Regions from separate parts of the Mus musculus genome. Here all the other regions are linked to region 1. A link is a loop called in an ENCODE intact Hi-C map of the cell type or tissue named here. Cell type or tissue: heart. All regions are shown on one strand. Region 1 holds the start of Gm33489 (a long non-coding RNA gene). Region 2 has its middle 13 kb from the start of A330076C08Rik. Region 3 has its middle 37 kb from the start of Gm23117.

Region 1 (8,000 bases):
CCCCGGGTTGTCTTTATTAACTGATCTACCCGCCACCTAAGCCCTCCCCACTCCCCAGAGGTCTCTTTGGGTATCATGCTCACAGTATGAATTATCTCTGCTACTTTAAAAGGGAGATGGCTTGAGAGATGGGAGGAAGCAGGGACGGTGTAAAATTTCCCTCCTGGTGATTGGCAGCCTTTCATTTTCTCTCGTCACTTCAGGCCAGTTCCTCTCCTACCTGAAATGCCCACGGGTTGCAATACCAAGGCACAGGATGGAGAGCTAATCAAATGTTGCAAATTATAGGAGATTTCTGGATGCAGAAGCATCCGGTTAGCATGGTCTGACAGCTGTTCTGAATACCTTCCCTAGAGACTGCAGGGGAGGGAGAGGGAGAGGGAGAGGGGAGAGGGAAGGAGGGAGCAGAAAGGGAGGAAAGGGCATTGCCCCAAATCAATTAGGAATAAACATAAGCTTCCTTCCAGATTAAAACAACCAGACATTAAGGGCTGTTTCCCTTTAGGTCACCTTCAGTTGCTCCTGATCTCCAACTGTTTGACAACCCCTTTCCCCTTTCTCTCTGTCTGGATCTCTCTCTCCTCCCTCCACCACGCCCCCTCCCCATCCTTTCTCTTTTCTTCTCTCTCCCTCACACCATGTTACCATTATTGTCAGTAGAACGAGCTGCATGCATGCCAAATCAGGTCATTCACAAATATAGAACAAACGTCTGTCACTACAGATTTACCACTATGACGAAGGCTTGGCCCTTCTGTCTGTAAAAATTGTGCCCATTAGTGCTGCGACATCCCAGCTCCTAGAGCCTTTTAACCCTCTGTCTCAGCCTAGCAGAGGCCAGCTTTCTTCTGATAAACATCGTTTGAGCATCTTTAACGGTTTCATTGTAACAACTCCATGTGTGGGTATAAGCCCAAGACACAATCAGCCTGATTTGTACCCCCTTTCACCAATGGCCTATGTTCAAAGCCACTTTCTGGAGTTTACTGCTTAACTGTAAATATTTGTTCTGGGCTGAAATCTGCCGGGGGTTATTTATCTAATATCAGGTAACTGACAATACACAATTAAAGAGAATGAGCTGGAGTTGAGACACTCTCAGAAAAGAAAAAAAAAAAAAAAGAACTAACCAAACATTAAACTCTATTTACTCTGCCCAGAATTCTCTGTTGGACGTTTTTAATTCATTGTGAATTTTTACCGTGACTCTCCTTTCAATCACACATTCAAATGCACTCAGTGGAAAACAGGAGAGAGAAGAGGAGGGAAGGGAAACGATCAAGAGAATGAAAAGAGTCAGCCTGAGATGAGACATTGCTGCCTGTTAATCTGGTCTTCTTCTGGTCACTGCAGAAATCTACATAAAAATCTCCAAATAAAAAGTATAAGCTAGAATCTAGATAATTGGATAGGCTGAAACTGCTTTTATAGTTAAGAATTATTATTATTATTTTCGAGAAAAGGCAGTAGGAACTACCAACGTTGGAATGAGGAAATCAGACGTGCTATAATTGCTTCAAATAACAGAATCGCCCCAGTGGTCCTGCTTGTAAACGCCTTTGCCAGCTAATTAGGACACGGGAGTTATCTCCATCTCCGCATTGTTGTTATTTTGTTCTTTACTTTGATCGCGAGTTGGCTGCTTCAGCCATCATGCACGGGTTGTGATTAGAATTCGTTACCGTGTAATGCTGGGGCGTGGCCTATGCTATCTGGGTTGAGAGTCTCGCAAACACTGAATCATGCAACACATTAGCACTTACTTTCATGCATGTTTGCTCGCATGCTGATGACCTGGAAACGGGGGTGGTGGAGGGTGGTTGGGGGGGGGGGGCTTACGCTCCATATTTTTCCTTGTTGCTCCTGGCTTGTGTCTTCTGTGGTAGGAACACCACAAAGCAACACCTCCTATTTCAGCCTGGAAGGGTGAGAGGAGCAGATGGGTGCAAACTCTGCTCAGAGGGGCCAACAGAGCGCGTGATGGAGAGGGAAGGACGTACCTGGCAGTACCTGCGCACTGCCGGCCATTTCGGCAGCCAGGCTGAATAGGGAGGGGAAGAGCTCAGGCTCAGAGGAGAAGGGCGTCTCACAGTGCTTCTGAGAGCAGGTCTCCCAGGGAAATAGATTCGAGGCTGCTGGTCCCTGCATCAGAGGATTTCAAATCTCCAATGCTGAGCCAGCACTATGGAACACCCTTGTTATCCCAGCACTTGAGAAGTGAAAAGTAGGAGAGTCATGAGTTCAAAGACAGCCTGAGCTACAGAGAGCCTGATTCAAGGATGGACGGGGAGAAGGAGGAAGCATAGTCCTGTTTCTCTTGAACTGTGAGAGTTTATACAATGTACATAACAACATTTAATTTACACACGTTCATAGTTTTATACAGTGTGGCTCCTACCTATGTGCCCATAGCTTTATCTTGTGTTCATGGAAAAGAAGCAGAGATGTGCTCCAACAATGGCAATAAATGATTGTGTTGGTTCCATTTAAAATACTTGTGCAGTGCCTGGAAAGCAAAGGTAGAAGGACTGTAAATCTGAGGCCGCCATGGGCTTCATATCCTAATACAGACTAACAAACAATAGCAAAGAAGATGGCATTGGACACACAAGGAACACACACACACTGATCTTTGTAGGTGACATAAGGGATCTAGTTTTCTGGAGGAAGAGTACACTTTGGTATCCTGGGGTCTCTACCTGACGACTGTGGATTTGAGGCCTTTTGTTGTTCTTGGTCAATCTATAGGATGGAAGACTGTTTATACAGAATCCAGCTCCCACCACCCTGTTTCCATCCTGTTAGATGCTTTTTTTTTTTCTTAACAGAGAATTTTCCTCATGTCAAGAGCAGGACAGTAGAGGTGGTGTGGCAGTGACCTTACTGAAGGACAGTCTGGTGTAATGAACTGCTGGTTAGAGTTTTCACCCTGAACAAATCGTGTGGAATTTAGGGCTTATGGGTTTTAGTGCACATGACAGCCTTGTCTAGAAGTGGCATCCCAGCTTGGAAACTTCCTAAGCATGGAAGAGACCTAGCTTTGTCTTAGATATGAAGCAGGACAACTCAAGAATTTGTTCTTCTTCTGGTAAAGCCTTCAGTCCCAACGAGGGATTTCCGACTCTAAAGACTAATTCCAGGTACTTCCCAACATTCCGTCTCCTAGTGTCGACAACACAGGGACACAGAAATTAATGTTAAAGACACCATCTTCCCTCTTTTCCAAGTCTCACCTTTTCTTCTAATCCGATGGTTGTGAGGTTGTATAGGAAAAAAAATCTATTTGTCTTTTTCTGTTGTGCAGAATTATGGAGGGAAAAAAATCTAAGTAGAGAGGCCATTTGAAGAAAATGGTAGACAAGGGATTGGGGGTGGGAGGGAGAGGGGGGAGGTACCAGGACATAGCATCATTGGGTCAGTGAGGAAGGAAGCCTGCAGGAAAACCTTTACTTACAAACTAAATTTAGAATAAGGTCCCCATTGTTTGTCTTAAAGTATCGAGGGTTCATGAGGTCTTGCTTTGACCCCCAGGGGCCTTGTTCCTCTATTCTAAGCCAGCTCTGAGAGGGAGGAAGCCATCTATCTCCTAAGAATATTTCTGTCTTGTGCCTAAGTTAGTCACGTTAAGAGAGGGAAATGAGATCATGTGAACTTTCCCTGGACAACTTGATGGGAGTGCCCCAGCTGATACAAAGGATTCCTTGTGAGGCTCACTCATGTTTGGGGAGAGTTTACTTTACTGACTGTCCTACACATCACCAACTCTATGGAAGGCAAAGAGCATTCTAGAACAGCGGTCCAGAACAGATGTGACTGCACATGCAGGTGGCCAAAGGACACGGTGGACAGGTCTCAAATTAAACAGCAAGGGAAGCTACTTAGAGAATCTTATAATCACTGAGTTGAGCCTGGTGCTAGCTTCTCCATGATTTCAATGATCACATAAGAAGTGGTTGCTAGGCGGTTGGCAGGCTAAGATGTCAGACTGGCTAGGGGGTTCACTTGTTGCTAAGCCTGAGTTTGATATTTGGGACTTCCGTGATGGAAAGAGAGAACTAACTCCTGTAGCTATCCGCTGACTTCCCCATAAACATTCTGCACTCATGTGTACCCCCTTCTCCCAAATACTTGTTTTAAACATTAAAAAATATGAGAAATATGAATTGGTGTCAAACAGGGATCAAAGAAAGAGACTAGATTTTGGGGGGGGTATGTGTCTTCCTCTGTACTCAGGAGAAAGGGGGGGGGGACTACCTGCTTCAATAGAAATGTCCTCACGAATTGGAGTTTAAGAAGGAAAATACTTGCTTTGACACTTGTCCCCATATCATTTTTACTTTCTCAATTTGAAAATAGCGATTCCAAGTGACCCAAGAAAGAAGGACTGTTGGGCTCTTGGGAGGGTGCAGAATCTGAGTATCTATGCTGCAGGGACCTGGGTTGGCCATAGCAGTTAAGTATGTTGTGCTTAAACAAACTTGAACAAAGCCAGACTGTTTGTGAGAAGGTCAAGATACCACAGAGTGTCTATCTAAACTCTACACTGGCTTGGAAGAAAGCAGACTTAAAAAAAAAAACAAAAAACAAACAACAATAAGACCTTCCACAATTTTAAGTATGGCAAGCACCCACCACAAACAGAATAGACTCCAGTGTCACAGAGATCTAGAGTCCACAAGCACACACAGAATAGAGTCCAATCACATGTGATTGCCATTGTATGATGGACCCCGTGTGAGGTTCACTCTGTGACAGTCATTGTGTGATGGACATACTGTGAATGTCAAGTTTGAGGACAGTCTTCCTGAGATATCTGGTGGCTAGTATTTATATAACTAACCCATGCCCCAAGTCAACGTTGGGAACTTGTTTTCAGTCTTCTCAGAATTCCCAAGCCTCTGTTTTGTGTCCTAGAATTACCTTGTTCCTTCCAACACGATGGCAGCCCTACAAAAAGGTGTTTCGTGGTTCTAGTCAGCTTTACTGTTTGCTTGCTTTTTAACAAACAATTCATTGGCCTCGTCGTCTTTCCTCCTGTGCGCTATACAATACTCAGTGTCGAGAACGAATAATTTTGTAACACATTTTAGAAGTGTTCATGCATAAAGGAGAAATGGGCTTCTCCGAACCATTGGTGAGTGGGACCTTGGGTCTGTCTATTCACAACCTGATAGGCCTGTATTTCTGAAATCTGTATGCTGGAACAGCCGAGCATACAGAAGGTACAATAAATGTTGGGAGGCTGTTGCACCTATCTATGCTCACAAGAATTAGTTACTAAGATCCATGTAAGACATGAGAGGAGAGCGAGATGCTTGGGAGAGCTGTCTAAGACCTTCAGCTTCTGTTGCTTACAATGGGAGTGCATTAGCTAAAGGTGTATGCTTTATAGCTTTGTTTGGTTTTGGAGTCAAATCTTGATGCTTGCAATAATAGGCCCCATGAGCCAAAGACCCCTTGAGTTAGTTTCTTTTCTTGTTTCCATAACAAAATAAGTAATGCAAGCAATCTAAAGGAGAAGAGATTAGTTTGGGCTCAGGGTCTCAAAAGGTGCAGTCCATCATGAGAGGGAAGATTTTTGGGATCGGTCCATCGCGGCAGAAACATATGGCGAGGTTCTTCACAGGGGAGATGGATCAGAAAGCAGAGAGCAGGAGAAGATGCAGGGCCAGGCTGTGCCACTCAAGCTTGTTCCCACAGAGCCACTTCCATCAGCCAGGACCCACCACCCCAAAGCTTCCACAAACTCTTGAAAGACCAGCAGCAATGGAGGACCAGGGATTTAACTTACCAGTCTATGGAGGATATTTTGGATTTACACCATAATATAGCCCATTACCTGTCTCTCTGTCTCTGTCTCTGTCTCTCTCTCTCTCTCTCTGTCTCTCTGTCTCTCTCTCTTCTATGTCTCAAGATGTAAACCCTCAGCTACCACCCCAGCACCATGCCTTCCTGACCACTGTTATGCTGCCCTCTGCCATGATGGTCATGAACTCTAATCCTCTGAAACTGTAAGCCGTAAATAAACACTCTTCTATAAGTTGCCTGGGCCATGATGTCCTATTACAGCAATAGACATAACTAAGAGAGTGAAGAAATTGGAGCACCTATGCAAAAAGGTAAAGGCAAAGATGTTATAAGCAAACACAGGGAGTTGTGTGTCTGGCTCCTTTGTGGCTAATTCTAGTCACTGGGCCGAAGTGACTCATATCATGTAACATATATACAGCGGGTGTGAAGCTTTTCCAAGTTGTAGCTGAAGTTACACTGAGATCTAGAAGCTATTTCAAATGATGGTATTGCCTATCAAAGCATACTATTGTCCTACAAATTCTTGTTATTATACTGTCAAATGCTGCATGCCAGAGCATTAACCATGCTTAGAAGGGAATTTATAGCATAATTGCATATATTAGGAAAGAAGAAAAGCTGAAAAAAATCAATAACCTTTGAATATTAGATTGAGATCCCTAGAAGCAGACCTTGAACCAATTCAAGGGCAAGGGGTTTATTAGGAATTAACTAATTAAGCTCAGACTGATACAACAAAGAACCACGGACCAGGTGCATTAAACAACAGAAATGGTTGTTCTCACAGGTCTGGAGGCTGCAACCTGAGATCAAAAGGATTGGTGTCTCCTAAGTCTCTCTCTGCACTTTGCAGATAGCTGTCTTCCCACCGAGTCTTCCCACCATGTCTTCCCATTGAATCTTCCCACCAATTCACTCTGGGCTTCTCTTCGTCCTTATCTCTCCCGGTGAAACACATCAATCAGATTGAGTGACAGCCCACACACATGATCTTATTTAAACCTAATTGCCCTTTTAAAGATTCTAGAGCTCAATACAGTCCTACTGCGCTATGAGGGTTAGAGATTCCAACCTGAGAATTTTGAGAGACATAGTTGTTGAATTTGGGGAATCCACATCTCAGCCGACCATAAGGGAACAGAATCATTGGGAGAAGCAGATGGAGAAGAGAGGAGTGGCATGAAGCAGCTGTCCTAGCAGGTAGCTGGAGCCCTGTTGTCCTTGAGTCCCAAGCAGAACTCTAGAAGCCTGTGCAGAACATACTTCAGAGTGATCTTAGCCAGCCAAGGAACCAGGATCTTAAATGCTATGGTCCATGGCTCAATAAGAGCTGGGGGAACCCTCCTTGTTCTAGCTTCGTGGTTTGTTTCCTTTTCAATCTCCTCACAAGAATTGACTTGAGTCCCATGGGAATTACTCTTTTTTTTTTTTTTTTTTTTTTTCTGAAGGGACCCTTCCAGTGCCTTCCCATTAGCTCCGTCTCCTCAAAACTTTGCTACCTTTTATGTGGCCACTCTGAGGACTACATTTTCAACAGAGAAGCCTCCAAGAGATAAGGTACATCCAACAAGTAGCATTTGCTGAAGTTTTGTTGTATAGTCAGAACATTTCTAGCAAGCGAAGCTAGTAACATGCACCAAAGAGTTGGTCTCAGTGAGTAAGGAAGAACTAAGTTTAGTGTAGAGGAGACTCTTTTCCTAGTTTGTTAGATGGGCATGATGTCAAACCTCCTGCTGAACACATGTGGCTATACCAGCACTTAGTATTGCTTCCAGCCTTTATTGGAAAAAGCCTCTTTTGCAGGGGGTGGTAATAATAAGCATGGACACTCATAACTGGTCAAAATGCTGATAGCACTGTTGAGTGCTCAGCCCTGAAGAGTGTGTCTATATCACTCCAGCCAAAGCTTGAAGGATATAATGCAAGAAAACTGTAAGAGCCCAAGGTTGAGGAGGAGAGCTGTGCAGTAGCATCTTCCAGAAGTGACATGGCTATTGCGCATGTGAACTCACTGAAGCTGTCGTTGTAACTGCACAAGACTGCCTACATCATCCTTGCATCACACATGGGAGGGCTCTTGAGGCCCTATTTTTCCATAGGAGATTATGGACTATTAATGGGTGCTGGGGGTAAGGGCATCATTTTCTTCAGTGATGTAGCTGCTGATAAGTTTGTCCACATTTTTGTAA
Region 2 (8,000 bases), 180 kb after region 1:
TTCACAGCCAGACAGCCTGGCTGTTCCTGTGATGGAGTTGATTCCCATCTGGAGCCAAACAGCACCTCCAATAGGGGCAAGTTGAGTTCCCAAGTGAGACCAACCTCTGCGACAGCATCAAAAGACTCATGATGGAGTGCTCTGTTCCCAGGTGGTGGCACTGCTGAGAGAGCATTGTATAATGGGCATGCTGACCTCATCAGTGGGTTAGTCCATGGCTCAATTCATAGCAGAATGAACCAGTAGGGGATAGGGTCTGGTTGGAGAAAGTGGGTCACGGAAATCATGCTTTCAAGGGTGCTTCTTGTCATCACACCTCCCCAGTGCCTGCTTCCTGGAGGCCATGATGGGAGCAGCTTTGCTCTCCTGTGTAGTCACATGCTCTGCCATGATGCTTGGCCTTGTCTCAAACCCGAGCAACCATGGCCCAAAAGCAGAAGGCAAATACATCTTTCATTCTTCGAAAGGGCGCTCTCAGGCATTGACCACACCAGTGAAGCGCAGTTAACACAACCATGCAGACACCCACTCCCTGGGCCTGCTAACCAGACCAGATTCCTCTTACTCCTTTTGTCTGCTGGTAGGGCTCAACCTTCACTGTCCCCTGCTGAGTCCCCACTGAGCTATCAGATCTGTGTGTGCCCAAATCTGTTGGTGAACGTGGCTCCTACATCCCTCTCAGGGTCACTAGGAACATCTCTGGGGTGGATCCTGCCAGGCTGAGGGAGCCTGGAGCCTTGGAAGTATTGAGGTATTTAGCTTGTTTCACTTTCCTTCTCTTGTCCTTGCTGCTGACCACATTCCATGTGCGAGGACCCAGCATTCAGTCTCTCCTACACCACCCAACTCTCTCAGGACTCCCCATCTTATGGAGAAGTTACCCCATCTTACTGAGGGTAAATTATGAGAAGCAGGATCTACCTGCCAGCAAGGCCCTAAGCAAGAAGAAAGAAGAGCTGCAGAGGCTGGGGAAATGGCTCTGTGGGGAATGAACCTACTGCTCAAAGGTGAGGGCTTAAGTTTGAGCCCCAGCACCCACGTAAAAGCAGGGTGAGGGTACCTGTAATCTCAGCACCGGGGAAGCGGAGACAAGAGAAAGCCTGGGCTCCCTGGCCAGCCAATTCAGGTGAATCCCTGAGTTTTGGGTTCAGAGAGAGGGCCTGTCTCAAAAACTAAGGTGACCTGTGTGAGTAAGACATCTACGCAGCTCCCTCCCCCATTTCTCTCCAAGGCAAGAAAAAGGAGAAAGAATTAAAAAAATAAATAAAAATGTTTAAGAATTTGAAACCCTTCAGAAAGTTAATAACACCACTATTAATTTGTGCTATACAAAATGTAAATTTGATATAGCTTATGACAAACTCTTCAGAAAGAATTTTAGAGCCCTATTCCTGCCTTCAGGACATTTATCTGAGCCACCAGGATGAACCTTCATAAGGGCACATGCATCCATTCTTAGCAAGTATTAAGAGTAGTTTGTTTTTTGTTGTGAGGAAAGAGACAGTAGTTTCTTCCCAACTCTGTCTCTTGAAAGTCGAATGGGAAAGCCTTGAGACACCGGGGCTCTGTTCCCTCCTCTGTTGAGGAGAGAAATCGTGGGGAAAACCCTAACAGCTACCTCAAGAAGACCCTCAGCTGCCTATGGCTTTCACAGTGCACCTTCCTCAGCTCACATGAGGGAGCTGGGGGGTGGGGAGAGGACACAAGGCAGAAACAGGGATAAACAAAAGCCCTCGCCATAAGCTGTATCAGACTGACATCTTGTATAGCACACATTAGTAGTGCTGTTCCTAACTATGCATATCTCTAGTCCTGGGAAGCCTCCATGAAATTACTTGCTTGGTAACGTGAAGATGTTATCATTAGTATGAAAATATCTGTCCTATTTTAAACATTGAGAACCCCTCTCTTTAAAAATAAATGAATAAATAAATAAATAAACCAAAGAAGGGAGGGAGGGAGGGAGGGAGGGAGGGAGGGAGGGAGGATGAAAACTATCCTTTAAAATAGTACAGAGCCTTCACAAAGTCTGAGAGGACTTGGAAGAGGGTAAAGGAGAATCCTGGTATAGCGTCCATCTGTCTGAACGCAGTCTGTCCTGTGTAGCTCCCTGTGAGGTAAACTCACAGCAGGTTGGATTAGTCTTAGTAGCATGTATGGTGACGGCTTCTCCCATAATAAACGAAGAGTTGCCCACCTGGCCATTCAACTCGATTCACATTATGCCCTTGGATTTCCTGTACCCTGGCCTTGGGTGCCTCTGTCATAACCCTAAACCAGGCTTGGGGGCTGCTCGCTTCAGAGGTCCATCACATTCTCCAGGATGAGCTCCGCACTCCCCAAATCTCTCTCAACTTTCAGTTTAAGTCACTTTTATCAAGTTACATAGTCATGTGTACATTCTTGCAAATGTATAACTTAGGTTCCCAGAGAGACTGTCAAAGGAAACCTGCCTTCGCCAAACGTGGGCCTCCACACCTAGGGTCCTGCAGCATTGAGGACTCCAGGGAAAGGACAAAGACTCACAGGATTCATCTCTCTGCTACTGATGTCTACCTGCCCTGTCACTGGCTTTGGCAGAACCTTCCAGAGCCTTCCCCCTCTTTGACATCCAGAGAACTAAACTATCGGTTTGTACCCATAAGCTATACTACCTGCAGAGGTACTCAGCGGCTTTTGATTACATAGGGCCTGACTTACAGCCGTCCTCAAAGAATTACACTAGTGATGGTAATGATGATGATGATATAGCTGATAATGATGGCTCTCGAAGTTGGGCTTCTTGCTTCTGCCATCCCATCCCCTGTGCCCAGCTGAGCCTTGTTGCCAGCTTGGAGCAGCCGCAGCAGTTTGATGCCAGTTTCTCTCGGGGTGCCACACTCCCTGACGCGTACCATCCAGCCTAATCTACTTTAGAGCTGTATCGAAATGAAAGATGAATAGGAGGGAGAGCTTGCTGCTAAAACATATGTGTCAGAAAATCATTATGAGTATTAAATTACAGCCATAAAATGAACCAGAACTAATCTTGCAAATTAAGATCCAATAAATTTTTTTCCAGGACACACCTTTTCTTTATGTATGTATATGTGTGTGTGTGTGTGTGTGTGTATGCAAAATAAGATTGAGGCCAGCCGCATGAAAACTGAGCGGATGACTTTGGCAGATGGCATTAGAAAGAGGTATGACAGCAGACATTTCAATGTGATAAATAGGTATGTGCTCTTGAGGGCAGGGGTGCAGGCTGGCTAGTGGATCGCTATTGCCCCTGTGCCAAATGTTATAATGATCGGATTTTACACTGATGCAACTATGTGTTTTCCATGTACAGTTTATACATGCGTGTTCCCGTCCCTCTCCTCAGCACCTCCCCCCACCCCTACTCTTTAATCCTCAGCTGGGGTCCTGCTGACATGAGAAACTAGTTCATTTCTGATAACCTCTTATTTTGGAAGAGAGGACACAGCCATTCAAATTAAATCTGAAGCTATAAACAAGCCTTTGGAGAGTTGCCTTCTCGCTGGAATAACAGGATAACACCCCCCCCCAACCCTGCGGGAGAAAAGAGACTGTAATTAGTTCATTGTCCACGAATAGGCACAAAGGAGGCGAAGCCCCGGCCTGGACTCCCTTTCAAGGGAGGATCTTGGGGCAGATGTTAATTAAGTGAGTAACTTCTACCATCTCCTGGGAATGCAGAGGAACACCACTCCCCTTCCAGAAGAGACATTGAGGAAGGGTGTGACCAAGGACATACATAAAGAGTCTCCAAAGAAGAAGAAGAAAACAAAACAAAAAGCAGGGTTCATCTCCCGCTGTCAGCCTTCCTGCCGCTGGCACTGGCAGAACATTCCAGAGCTGTTCTTCGACGCTCCCCAAACCAAACTATTTATAGCTGCGCAATCATTATAAATAAATCTGTTTATACTGTGGAGCCTTGGCCCTGCATGAGTTAAAACTCTCGGCTGGCAGCTATAAATAGCTGTTACACGCTCCAGTGTGACGACTGACGGATACGTCCTCAAATTGTGACAAATAATGACAAGTTTGTTTGACAAACATTCCGCTGACATTCATCTGATTTTGAGTAAGTGGTGCCTGCTTTCTTAATTTGGTCCCCGAGGCCCGGGAGCTGGGAGACATTCTTTATTCTCCCTCCCTCACCTCCTGCCCGGGAACTGTCCTGCAGTCCGGTGTTTTCTCCTCCTAATCAACTGGAAGGGATTGAGGCCATTTAAGGGGAAGCTTATTAAATCCACCATTTGTCTCCTGGGACAGTCCTGCTTTAGGGGATTTGCAAGGGTCTGGGGAGTTTTGTTAATGACGTGAGAGCCAGAGGGAGAGAGAAGGGAATGAGGGCCAGGCTGGAGTGTTGGGCAACGCAAGGGCTTCACGTAGGATCTGAGACATAGAAGGATGGGTGTGTGGGTGGAGGGATGTGAGCCTGGTGCTCCTGCTGAGTTGTCATCTAGGTTGAGGTCTCCAGAGTCTGAGGTCCTTTCTCTAGATCAGCTGATATTAACACACATCCTGAGTTACTCAGGACCTTAAAATACACACAGGCTTTGTCACCTGTCTAGTGTCACAAGGTCCTGATGCCAGAAGAGCTGGGACAAACTAAACTTCTGCATCCAGGGCTCCATGTTCATCACAAGTATCGGCTGGTTTACTTCCTTTAAAGCCCTCAGAACCATACCTGCCTGTGACTAGCACCCTCCAAGGGCCGGCAGTTTATGGGAGCAGCCAGCACCATCTCCTATTCTCTAGTGCTGTCAGTGTTGACTTTGCCAGGGTCACCTGTACTGCCCCTCAGTGTCCTCATGGGCATGTCTTCTCTCTAGGTGCTCTCTCTTGTTTGCTGTATTGCATTCTCCCCATGTGTGTTCTTTGAGTGTGTGGGGTGTGTGTGGGAGAGTGTGTGTGAGTGTATGTATGTGAATGTGTGTGTGTATGTGTGTGAATTGTGTGTGTATGTGAGTGTATGTATGTGTGTGTATGTATGTGTGTATATGTGAGTGTGCGAGTATGTGAGTGAATGTGTGTGAGTGTGTGTGTGTGAATGTATGTGCATGAGTATGTGTGAGTGAGTGTGTGTATGAATTGTGTGTGAATGTGTGTATGTATGTGAGTGTGTGAGTGTGTGTGTGAGTGTATATGTGTGAGTCTGTGTGCATGCGAGTGTATGTGTGTATGTGTTGCATGTATTTGAGTGTGTGTGTATGTGAGTATACGTGTAAGTGTGTATGTATGTGAGTGTATGTATGTGTCTGTATGTATGTGAGTGTATGTGTAAGTATATGTGTGTATGTGTGTGTGAGTGTATGTGTATATATATGTGAGCGTGTGTATGTGAGTGTGTGTATGTGAGTATGTGTGTGTGTGTGTGTATGTGTGTGAGTGTGGGGAGGGGTACATGTGCACAAATAAGTGCATACTCATATAAAGAGTAGAAGATCCTCTTGGAAGCTGTCAAGATGTCAAGATGGGTTTTGTTTGTTTTGTTTCTGTTTTGAGACAGGATCTCTCGCTGGTCTATAACAGCGGCCAGTGGCCAATGAGCCCAGGGATCTCCCTGTCTCTGCTCCCCAGTGCTGGGACTACAGGTACATGCCTATCTTTACCGTGGGTGCTGGGATTAGGTTCGGCTCTTCGTGCTTAGGAGACAGGTACTTTCCCCACTACGCTGTCATCTGAGCCCTCCCTTCTTTGACCTGACCTTCTTTGACCTCCATAAAGCTTTCACATCTTTTGACCGTTCAGCTCTAACCACAAAGCTGCTGTTCCTTGCTTACCTCCTTCCCAGCCTGAGATGGGGCTGTAGAAAGGGGACCTTGCTCTCAGAGCCTGCTTGAGTCTGCTCCATGTCACTATAACCAAACACCAGGATCAAGGGACACAGTAGTAAAGAGCTTCAGTTTTCCTACAGCTTTGGGGGCTCAAAGGGGTGATGGCGGCTGTCTGTACTCCAGCATGAAGGTGGTGTAGTGTAGCGATGGGACGACCATGACAAAACAACAGGCAAGTATGTTCCTGTGAGGTGCACTGCTTCTACCACCACCCACTCTTGGGGGGAAGAGCACTACATTAATCTCTTCCTAGGGTAGTGCCCCAGTGACCTGGTCACCTCCCACTAGGCCCCATCTCTGAAAGATCCTCCACATTCGCCCTGTCATCCTGAGGGGTCAAGCTGTCAGCACACAAAACTTTGGGAAGTGTCCTCAAATTATGTCCTATGAGGGCAAGTCAGGGCGGAGTCTTAGGTTGTGTGCCCCAGTTCCCCTTTCTTACCCCACACTGTCTTAACTCTGATTCTCCTGAAGTAACTCCCACATCCCACTGGTCTCCATCTGTCTAAATTATTGCAGACTTAATGCCCTGGTCAGCCAAGCCTCAAATGATCAGCTTACGCTCTGCCTCGCAGTGAGAGTCTCCCTCAGCCCAGAGTGCATGCCCCCAGATGACCCAGTCCCTTTCTGTGCCCAGACTGGCTTTCTGGACCCCTAGTGAATGCCTGTGGAAGCCAGGGCTTCCACAAAGCTGGCCAGCCAGCTGCCTGCATCTCCCCTGGAGCCCTGCCCTCTTATCCCTGGCTCCCTCTTACCACCAGCCTGTCTTAATCCTGCCTTGTCTAGATCTGTGAATTCGCTCAGGTTTAATCCTCTTTCTCAGTGGTCAGGGGTGTATTCCCTTAATCATCTTGGTACCATCTAGCCTGACATCTCCCCAGAATAGGAGAATCGGGAAAGTCAACTTCCTAAAAATGCCAGGAAACAAACAAACAAGCTAACAATAATAACAAACAACAACAACACCCAGGGCTGAAGAGATGGCTCAGCTGTCAAGCACTTTCTGCTCTTGCAGAGGACACACATTTGGTGACCAGCACCTACATAGCAGCTCGCAGGAGACTGTAACTCTAGTTCCAGCAGATCTGTCCTTAGAGTGTCTGAGGTCCTTTTCATGAGCTTATGATAGAACCCAGAACAGGGGCACATCACAGCCCAGGGAGAAGCGTAAGCAACGTGCTGACAAGCTAACCACCAAAGTGCAAAGCCACAAATTAAAAACTCCTTAAAGAGCCAAATCCTTGCTTAAAAGTTACAGGGGGGCTACGGGGATGGGGAGGGAGGACTCCGGGTCCCTTTGTGCATTTCCGTATTAACACAGTCACACTTGGCCATGCAGATGTCAGTTCCAATAAACAGCAGGGCTTTCCAGGGCCTGGCCTCTAATTGAAGGGATTGTTACTGTTGGTGAATGTCTGGGGAATTAATTAGTGGCGAGCAAACCGGTTCATAAATGCCTGCTTTGTAAGGGGTCCTCACATCCTGGGGACCTCGATTCCTGTGGCCAGCTCTGCCCTAGGAACTCATGCCAGCAAACGGTATTTATTATCCTTCTCGGCCTCACCTGGAGATAGGTCTTCCCTGCCTTAGACACCACCAGGTTTGTGTCTTCCCCCCCCCCGGGGGGGGGGCAGCAAGCATTATGGGAAAAACTCCCTCGGATCTTCTGGCTCCTACTCCCACAGCCTGACTGAGTTTATGAAAACAGGCCTCATTTGCAAGTCAGAGATGGAAACAAGAGCGAGAGCTTCACACAGCCCACGCCCATTCCCAGTTGGTAGGCAGGTTCAAACACGTGCTCACGCGTGCACTGCAGCTACAGCACGTGCATACACACAGCTGCCCAGATCGCTGTTTAAGCAGGGTGCAACCGATCCCAAACTCCACGCCTGAGCTGGATGTGGCAAGCCAACTCTTCAGGTAAGTATTATCCTAAGACTTAAGATGACTCGGAGGACAAGTCTCCCCAGCCCCCTCCCTCAAAAAAGCACACCGCTCAGAATGAACACAGCTGCTAGTTTTGCAAGCTCCCCCCTACCCTGGGTAAACTGCCATGGACATCATCTTGAAGTCTTTCTTTAAGTTGGGGAGTGGGAAAGATGCTTTATGCTGTTAAATATGGGGGAAACTGAAGAAGAGTTTTCAGAATTACAG
Region 3 (8,000 bases), 140 kb before region 1:
AACAGGCAGGGTAGAATCAGAGGAGTCCCTGGCAGGCCCAGGGACCCTCCCCAGAGCCCATCCCTCACACGCACACCCTGGTTTGTACCATTTCTTTTCCTTTCGGGCTTCCTGGTGAAACTCAAGACTCCTTTCCCTTCCTTCCTCCCCACTTCTGCCTCCCCCACATCCCTCTAGCCCAAGAAAGCTTTAGTTACAGAGTGGAAATGGCCTGGATTTTTCTCCTACAGTGTTTGCTGTCCCCAGTGTCATGCTCCTTCTCCAAACAGTGCCTCATGTGTGGCTGTACAGGGTAAGCTGCTCAGACACAAGGATGTCCACGGGAAGTGATCTGCAACCACAGAGCGCCCACAGGCTTTACAAGGTATTGTGAGACTGCTCGCCTCTCCTTATTCCCCCGCTATAGCTGCCTGTGGGACACAAGACACATGGGCTCAGATGATTTTACAACCCCTGCGTAGGGTCACATACAGATCATCAGGTAAGGTGATGTGACTGTCCTCATCACATGTCCGGAAACAGGTTGTTGTTCTGTTTCGTCTCAAGGCATCAAAGTCAGACCGTGTATAACCAGGACAAGGAGAACAAAAGGCAGCCGCAGCTTTAGTCCTCCCCACCCCAATCTGTGCTTCCCCATCTGAACCCAATGAGCAATGGAAGACGCCCAGCAAACTGAGATGGGGAGGAAGTGGGGGGGGGAGCAGCCCCTGAGAAAGTGAATGAGGTCTTCTATGAAGACAGAATTATGCTGGGGGTGGAGCTAAACCCAGTCCTCTGGTTCTGAATCTTCGTTAACACTTCTAACGGGTCGGCCATGCCCAACTCTTTACAGGGAGGTGGATTCTGGTTACTTAAATAATTTGCTCCTGGGGCACCATAAAACCTTAGACCCGGAGCAGAGCTTAACAATCTAAACTGACTCTTTCTTCTGTTGCTATCGGAGTCTGTCTCCGTGCCAGCAACAAATGCAGGTTCTTGGGCCCCCCTGCCTCAGACTTAACTGAATTCCGTGCAGACCAAATTTATTCTTTTTCTAAATTGGAACTCAGCGACTGGTACCCCCAAATGCCTAAAAGGCCAGATGTTTAACACAGAATTTAAGGTGCCTGGCCTTCCGTTGTCTCCACCCATCTCTAACAGAAAGAGATTTTCTACAAAGGCCCCACATCCTCCCAAGATCCCATCTGCCCACAGAGAAGCAGAGTGCCCTCTCAGGCTGCACACACAGCTCTATTAACCAGAGAAAACGCAGCTCAGATCCCAGGAAGATGGCTGAGATTGGTGAACACACCTGGGTGGACTTTTCATCACAAGCCATAGTTTGGTCTATAGAGAATCTTTCCCAAACCACTGTCTCGCATCCAGGCCAAATAGACTGTCACAGGCCACAGAATACTCTCTAATGCACACTACTGGGTTTCCCTGAAAGCCATTTACTATTTTTCTACAAACTTTCTGCGTTTCCCCACTCCGCCCATCTATTCTCCAAGAGGAGTTCTTCAGTTTCCATCTACTCTCCAAGAGGAGTTCTTCAGTTTCCAAATCACGGTTAGCGCTTCCCTGCCTGTAATAAATGCATGAATCTTTCCACGGCTTCCTTCTTTTTAGTTGAGACTAGCAATTCTTCAAAGAGTGGAAGGGAGTTCCCCTTCAGTTCTACGACCTCATACATGATCCTCTACGGGCTCTACGTGAGTGTTTCTATTTCCAAGGAGCTGGGTTGCAGAAACAGGCAGCTGGCTATGAGCCCTAACAATTGGATGTGTCCTTGTGTCAGTGAGATTAATCTAACTTCAGCGACTTCCACCTGCTGGCCTTGGCTCCATCCTGTGACTACAATTCAGAGTTATAGCTGACTCGGGATCCCTGGAAATTGGGCTAATTATCCCCATGTAGGAGTTTGGTAAAAACTGAATACAAGAGGCTAAACCGGGAGGGAGGCCAGCGCTTCACATTTTCCTTTCAACCAAATAAAACAGCAAGATTAAGGGCTGTCCCCGGCATTTGTGAGATTATGATAAATATCAGTGTTAATAACAATAGTGACAGTAATAATTACCCACGGCTTGATTTGGATGCAGGTCAAGAAACCATCCGGATCAAATTACACATAAGAAAAATATGTGTGTTCGGGGTTGGGAATGTTCTCAAAAGAGGAAGAAAAATGGTCACCGTGAAGCAATTTACCTTCTAGTGGGAAACAACTGCGCCTTCGCATTCCAAATGGATCATGAGAGATAAAAAGAAAGGCTCTCCTGGCTGGATACCATGTACTGAAGCCTCCCTCAGCTTTCTGACGTGGTGTGACTAAGGTAGGAAGGACTCTTGAGGCAGACAGCAGTCATCTGTCTTGGCCACCCCGCAGCACTTTCGGTTGAGTATGCTTGTTTAGCCAGAATTGACCAGTAGAGATCTTTCCTGTCGGTTTCTGGCAGACTTTTGGTGGACAAGATGAGGGAGAGTGTGGCATTCCTATAACGGGCTCATAGATGCTACTCTTGCTAGAAATCATGGCATCTACGCTGTAGACCCTCGCTTTGGCCTAAGAGCGATTAAATTCTGACACAGCTGTTTACATCGGTGTCTGTCTCCTTCTGGCTCTGGCTCAGACTCCAGCAAGGCTCAGCATAGGCGTGTTAATCTCCTTAGGGAGTGTCTACTTAACCTTTATCTTTCCCCTTCAAGGCTGAAGAACCAAGATAAGCCTTTGTCCTCTTCCGGATTCTCGGAAGAGCGAAGCCTTGCAGGATAGAGCCACCTTGGGCCTCAGGCTCCTCCGACTCCCTGTGGCTAGGCTGCAATCTGGAGCTTAAATACTCTTCTCTGAAGAACCAGTGTGGTGTCCCTTCAAGCACTAAGGACTTTTGGGGATCACCTTACAGAACTAGTGCTGAAAAAATGATTAACCCTTTCTTGAGCACCACTTGCCTTTTGCCCCAATTCATCCTCTATTTAACCCAAGAAGCTCAGGTCTATACCCTGAAGGCGAAGTTGGGGGAAGGGAGACCCCTTTATTCATTTCTCTTCTTGTTGACCGGCTAAATTTCTTCTTCGTTTTTCCTCCGTTATTTCACTCTCTAACTGGCATTGGGTCTGGTGGCTGAGCCTAGCCTCTTGTGGCTGGTAAGAGTCTGTGCACTGGAAGCATCCCACAGCAGATTCCTTCCGCAGACAGGCAGGGAGTCAGTGGCCTTTGGCCCTGGCTACAGCCTCTCCTTGCTCTGCAGTCTCTTGTCATCTAGCAGCAAGGCACAGGCTTCTCCTGGCATCACCAGGGTTCTCACAAGTGATTTTTTTTTTCCTTCCCCAAATTTGAACCTGGAGAGTGTTTACTTCCTGTCTCACCCCAGGGCCCTGCTGATTTTTCCCATTACTGCAAATTGCTGCTCTCGGTGTTTTGCATTTGTTATTAAGATGTAATCAGGGTTGCCTAACTGATTAACAGCCTCGCCCCTCATCCCCCCCAGCCTCTCACACCTGACTGGGAGGGAAGGCAATGAAGACAGCCTAGGTGGTTGTCAGGGGGCCGGTGGGTTCTTGTAGGCAGCCTGACAGCTGAGAATACCAGGAAGCCACAGGGCTTCTCCATGGATCCCTATTGCAGGGAGAAGAAACCTTGCACCTCTCAAGTTCCTGGGAACCGAGGTGAGTGGGGTTCCTAGGTCCTGTGATGGTATAATGGTGGTGATGCCTGTGCCGACCTGCCCAAAAGAAGCAGAGACCAGACTGAGCCAGGCCTTCTGATGATCAAGCACAGAGCATCTCTTAGGGCAGAGAGGTAAGATGCGGAGCTGAATAAGAAAGGGGAAACGTGGCAGGCAGGTATTCGGCCTGTGCTAGATCACAAGTCAATCAGCTTGGTGGGAAGCAGCTGCCAGTCCTGGTCACCGCAAACCGGAGAACCCTTCTCCCTTGCCTGCTCTGTCTAATCTGACCAGGTCCTCTCTGCTTCTGCCCATGCTTTCAGCCATTAAAGTGAACAGAAGTTTTGGGGGAACATAAAGAACCAACTCCTAGACTACACCTCAATTTCTTAAGGACATCCAACCCCCTGTGACCCCTTTCTCTGACCTCCTTGGGTTTTTTGCTTGTTTGTTTGTTTTGCAATAGTGGGATTAAACCCAAGAGCTTGTTGAATGCAAAGTAATTTAAGCACCACAGTCACGGACACAGAAAGCAAACTGAGACACTACATGTCAAAGGGGACTCGACCCAGCAGCAGCAGCTGTCCCAGCTGGCAAGGGGTCAGGAGGTGAAGATTGCCTGGGAGAGCAGGGAACTTCCAGGCCTCTTCACAGACAAGCTTTTAAAACCCAAGTCAGATCTACAGTCACGGCATGGCTTGCAGTGTGTGATGCTGTTTGGAGCCACCCGGGTTTTGTTAAGTCTCCTGTCCATGCTTCAGGAAGGAAGCAGGGAACCAGGGTACTGACACCGGACTCTGAGAGCATAGCGAGTCCGCTTTCCCTTTTGTTTGGTGAAGCTGATGATAAGGCTATGATTTTCTTTTTTTTTCATATGATAAAAATTTTGGCACCATTTAAAACAGTGGTTCTCAACCTGTGGATCTTGCTCCCCGTGGGGGCTGCATATCCGATAGTTACCTCATGATTCATAACAATAGCAAAATCACAGTTATGAAATAGCCACGAATTAATTTTATGGTTGGGGGGAGGGTAGTGGTCACTACAACATGAGGAACTGTATTAAAATGTCTCAGCACCAGGAAGGTTGAGAATCACTGTTTTAAAGGATCAGAGGATATCTGATTATGGCTAATACTATGATTATATGAGATAATATCTACCTGGGGATTATGGCTGACTTATCCTCACGGAGAGATATAAAAGTGTGTGTTTACATTTAATAATTCCAGTATTGATGAGGGAGGGGCTCATAAGACTCCCCCAAGAGTTCAGGAACTATGAGGGATTGGTGGGGTTCGGGGGAGAGGAGAGCCATTTTTCTTTGGGAGTCTGGCTGCTGGTGAAAGGATTGTGTGCAAAGCGCTGGACTCAGTGTGGACAGCAGCGACAGAGAGGCTATGAAGGTGGGACGGGGCATGACATGAGCATGATACGCTGTATAAATAAATGTGTGCAATTGTCAAGGAGTAAATTAGAAATATATTTAAAGGTTAAGCGACAATTAGAGCGTGAGTATATCACACGGAAGTGCATATCCACAAATGCAGAAGTCTCGGAGAGAGAATGCAAAGGAAGGATGTGACTGTTCACACGGGGATGCTGGGGGGGGGCACTGCTCAGTGACACTCAGAGGTAATAGAGGAGAGGACAGGGTAAAGGGGACAACAGGCTTCCAGCAGTGGAAAATCCACAACACCAGCAGAGGGGCTTAAAAGGAGTGTGTGTGTGTGTGTGTGTGTGTGTGTGTGTGTGTGAGAGAGAGAGAGAGAGAGAGAGAGAGAGAATCAGGAATTTCAAAAAAGATTTAATTTTGACTGTGTGCTTGTGTGAGCATATCCACTTGTATATGGCCCAAGGAGTCCAGTTGACTGAGAACATGAGTGACATATACTCACACAGACCTCTGAAGCTGGAGCTAGAGTTGTTTGTGAGCTGCCTGAGGAGGATTCTGGGAATGGAAATCAGGTTTCCTGGAAGAGCGATATTAACTCTTAACTACTGGGCCATCTCTCCATCCCTGTATTAGAAATTGGATGTGTTATTATAGATCTTATTGTGTCCAAAATGAGATGATATCACAACTTCATGCCAAGACTTAATAATTTATAAAAATAGTTCACAGAAAGGGGAGACACACCAGTAGGAATTCTGTAAGCATTCAACATTTATTAAACTTGATCTTTTTTTTTTTTAATCTAAGAAAACCTCAAGGTGACTCAAGCCCAGATGATTCCATTAGTGAATGTTTTCCAGAGTTTAATAAACACATTACATGATCATATACAATTGTTTCAGAGAGTAAGAAATCAAAAGATATTTTAAAGAATTTTATTAGGTTAGTTATAATCCTAAGGGCACTGAAGTAAGGGCACTGTAAGACACAGTCTACAGGGAGATAACTTTAAATATATATATATATATATATATATATATATATATATATATATATGTTGAAGTGTTAGCAAATTAATTCCAAAATAAAATGCATTTGATTTGTGATAAAGTTAGCACAGCAGCACATTGGTTAAAGGATGGCCTTTTCCCTAATGATCTGAGTCAAATATCTACACAGGAAATAATATCTTTGTTCCCATCTTGCATCTAAAATCAGATTCAGGGAAATTATCAATGTGTTTATGATAGTTAATCTTGGCTGTCAAGTTGACTGAGAATACCCCTGGGCGTGTCTGTGAGCACATTTCCAGTGTGGCTTAACTGGAGAGGAGGAACAACCCACTCTGAATGTGGGCTACACCATCCCAAGTGTGGGACACACCATCCTGTGCTTGGAGGCCCAGGACCAAATTTTGCAAAATAGAAAAGGGAGAGAAATTGAGGTAGGCACCAGCATCCACCTCTTTTTGCTTCTTGATCATGGATATGGTGTGGCTCCTGCCTTGTGATCCCACTGCTGAGCCTTCACCAAGATGGGCTGCACTCTAGCACCGTGACCGAAAGTAAATACTTCCTCCCTTAAGTTGTCTCTTCTCAGGTATTAGTTCATAGCAATGAGAAAAGTCACCAACGAAGTGTGAAAGATACTAATTTCAAGTTCTATCTTGATGAAAAATAGGAATTTTCTTTATAATGTTAAGATAGGCAACTGTCTCTTAAACGGGACACATACAAAGTAATAAGCACAAAAGAAGTCAGATGTTTGACTACATAATAAAAAAAATAATATAGACTCATGGAAAGAATAATTAAGTGGAGCAAACACAGAGCACAGGAGGCATGCTGAACCATTCATCTACAGGACACAGACCTGTATCCAAAGGAGATGAGACATCAGTCAACATGGAAAAGACAAGAACATATAAGAAACAAACATGTGAAAAAGAAGCTATGCAAATGGTGGAATGCATCTGTGGCCGTGCCACGAGCCTTCTGGAAAATACAAATATAAAGCGCATGGTAGAACTCCTACCATGATGGCTGAAATCAACAAGGCCGTCAGTGCTACTTGTTGGTGGCTGTGTGCCACATCCCACAGGTTGGCATTTAGTCTAGGCTCCGCCCCACAGTTACCTGGCAACAGGCAGGTGTGCCTGACTCACTATAAAAGGGGCTGCTTGCCCCCTCCTCTCTCTCTCTCTCTCTTGCCCTCTTGCCCTTGGTCTCTGTCTGTCCTCTCTCCCTTCACCCTCCTCTCTTTTCATTCCCTTTCCCTCTCTCTCCCTGTGCTCATGGCCAGCATCTATTCCTCTCCTCCTCCTCCTTCTTCTTCCTTCTCTCTTTCTCTCTCTCTCTTTCTCTCTCTCTCTGTCTTTCTCTCATCACCCCTCCCCATGCCCTGAATAAACTCTATTCTATCCTGTGGCTGGTACCTCAGAGGGGGAAGGTATGCCTCAGCATGGGCCGGCAGAGACTCCCCCTTCCTCCACACCATACCGTGCCTCCACCAAACATATCCCTTCCTCTCTGTCTTTTTATAAAACACAATATCACATATGGAGTGTCACACACTGTAAATTAACACAGCACCTGAAATTACCATCCGGTAGAAAGCATAGAGGTACCATACACTAGAGAGTCAGAGATTCACTCTCTTTCCCTGTCCTCCAGCTCTGCTCTTGGGGATTCCCAGTGCTTTTATGAGCCCAGGGAAGCAGCGCCCCCGCCCCCACTTCCCATTGCTGAATTCCTGACCAGAGATCTTTCTTGAGTCACTGTTCCTCTGGGTCGCAGGTGGTCATTTCCGGGTTGAAGCAATGCAGCTGTGCTGACTTCCAGAGACTGAACCTGATACCACTCCCTTTAGAAGGGAGAAGGGTCATGACTCCCCAGGGTCTGAATGATTAACCGGGTACAGAACGTTTCCATGGTGTAGCTGCCTAAAACTCTTTCATGCTT

Evidence for each region. Peaks named below come from ENCODE experiments on the same cell type or tissue, not always from the same donor. Only the 100,000 strongest peaks of a DNase experiment are listed, where the experiment ranks them.
Region 2: a loop joins it to region 1, with 2.6 times the contacts of the local background. A loop is called at or near these places in 5 of 42 quality-filtered maps.
Region 3: it touches region 1 in a loop (1.9-fold over the local background); 4 of 42 quality-filtered maps call a loop at or near these places.

What each region holds. Positions count from the first base shown.
Region 1 is chr13:44,043,062-44,051,061 of GRCm38, forward strand. Gm33489 (a long non-coding RNA gene) reads right to left here and starts at 2,058. Exons shown (of 4, transcript XR_382281.3): 1 at 1,840-2,058. In heart, no CTCF peak of the experiment used is centred here; DNase peaks (open chromatin) are centred at 300 and 3,570; H3K27ac peaks cover 1,568 bases.
Region 2 is chr13:44,225,062-44,233,061 of GRCm38, forward strand. No RefSeq gene overlaps it. Among named protein-coding and RNA genes, the nearest start is that of A330076C08Rik, 13 kb to the left of the region's middle. In heart, a CTCF peak has its summit at 3,684; DNase peaks (open chromatin) are centred at 3,680, 7,200 and 7,540; H3K4me3 peaks cover 903 bases; H3K27ac peaks cover 4,850 bases.
Region 3 is chr13:43,905,842-43,913,841 of GRCm38, forward strand. No RefSeq gene overlaps it. Among named protein-coding and RNA genes, the nearest start is that of Gm23117, 37 kb to the left of the region's middle. In heart, a CTCF peak has its summit at 3,100; DNase peaks (open chromatin) are centred at 1,820, 2,340, 2,620 and 7,740; H3K4me3 peaks cover 604 bases; H3K27ac peaks cover 2,050 bases.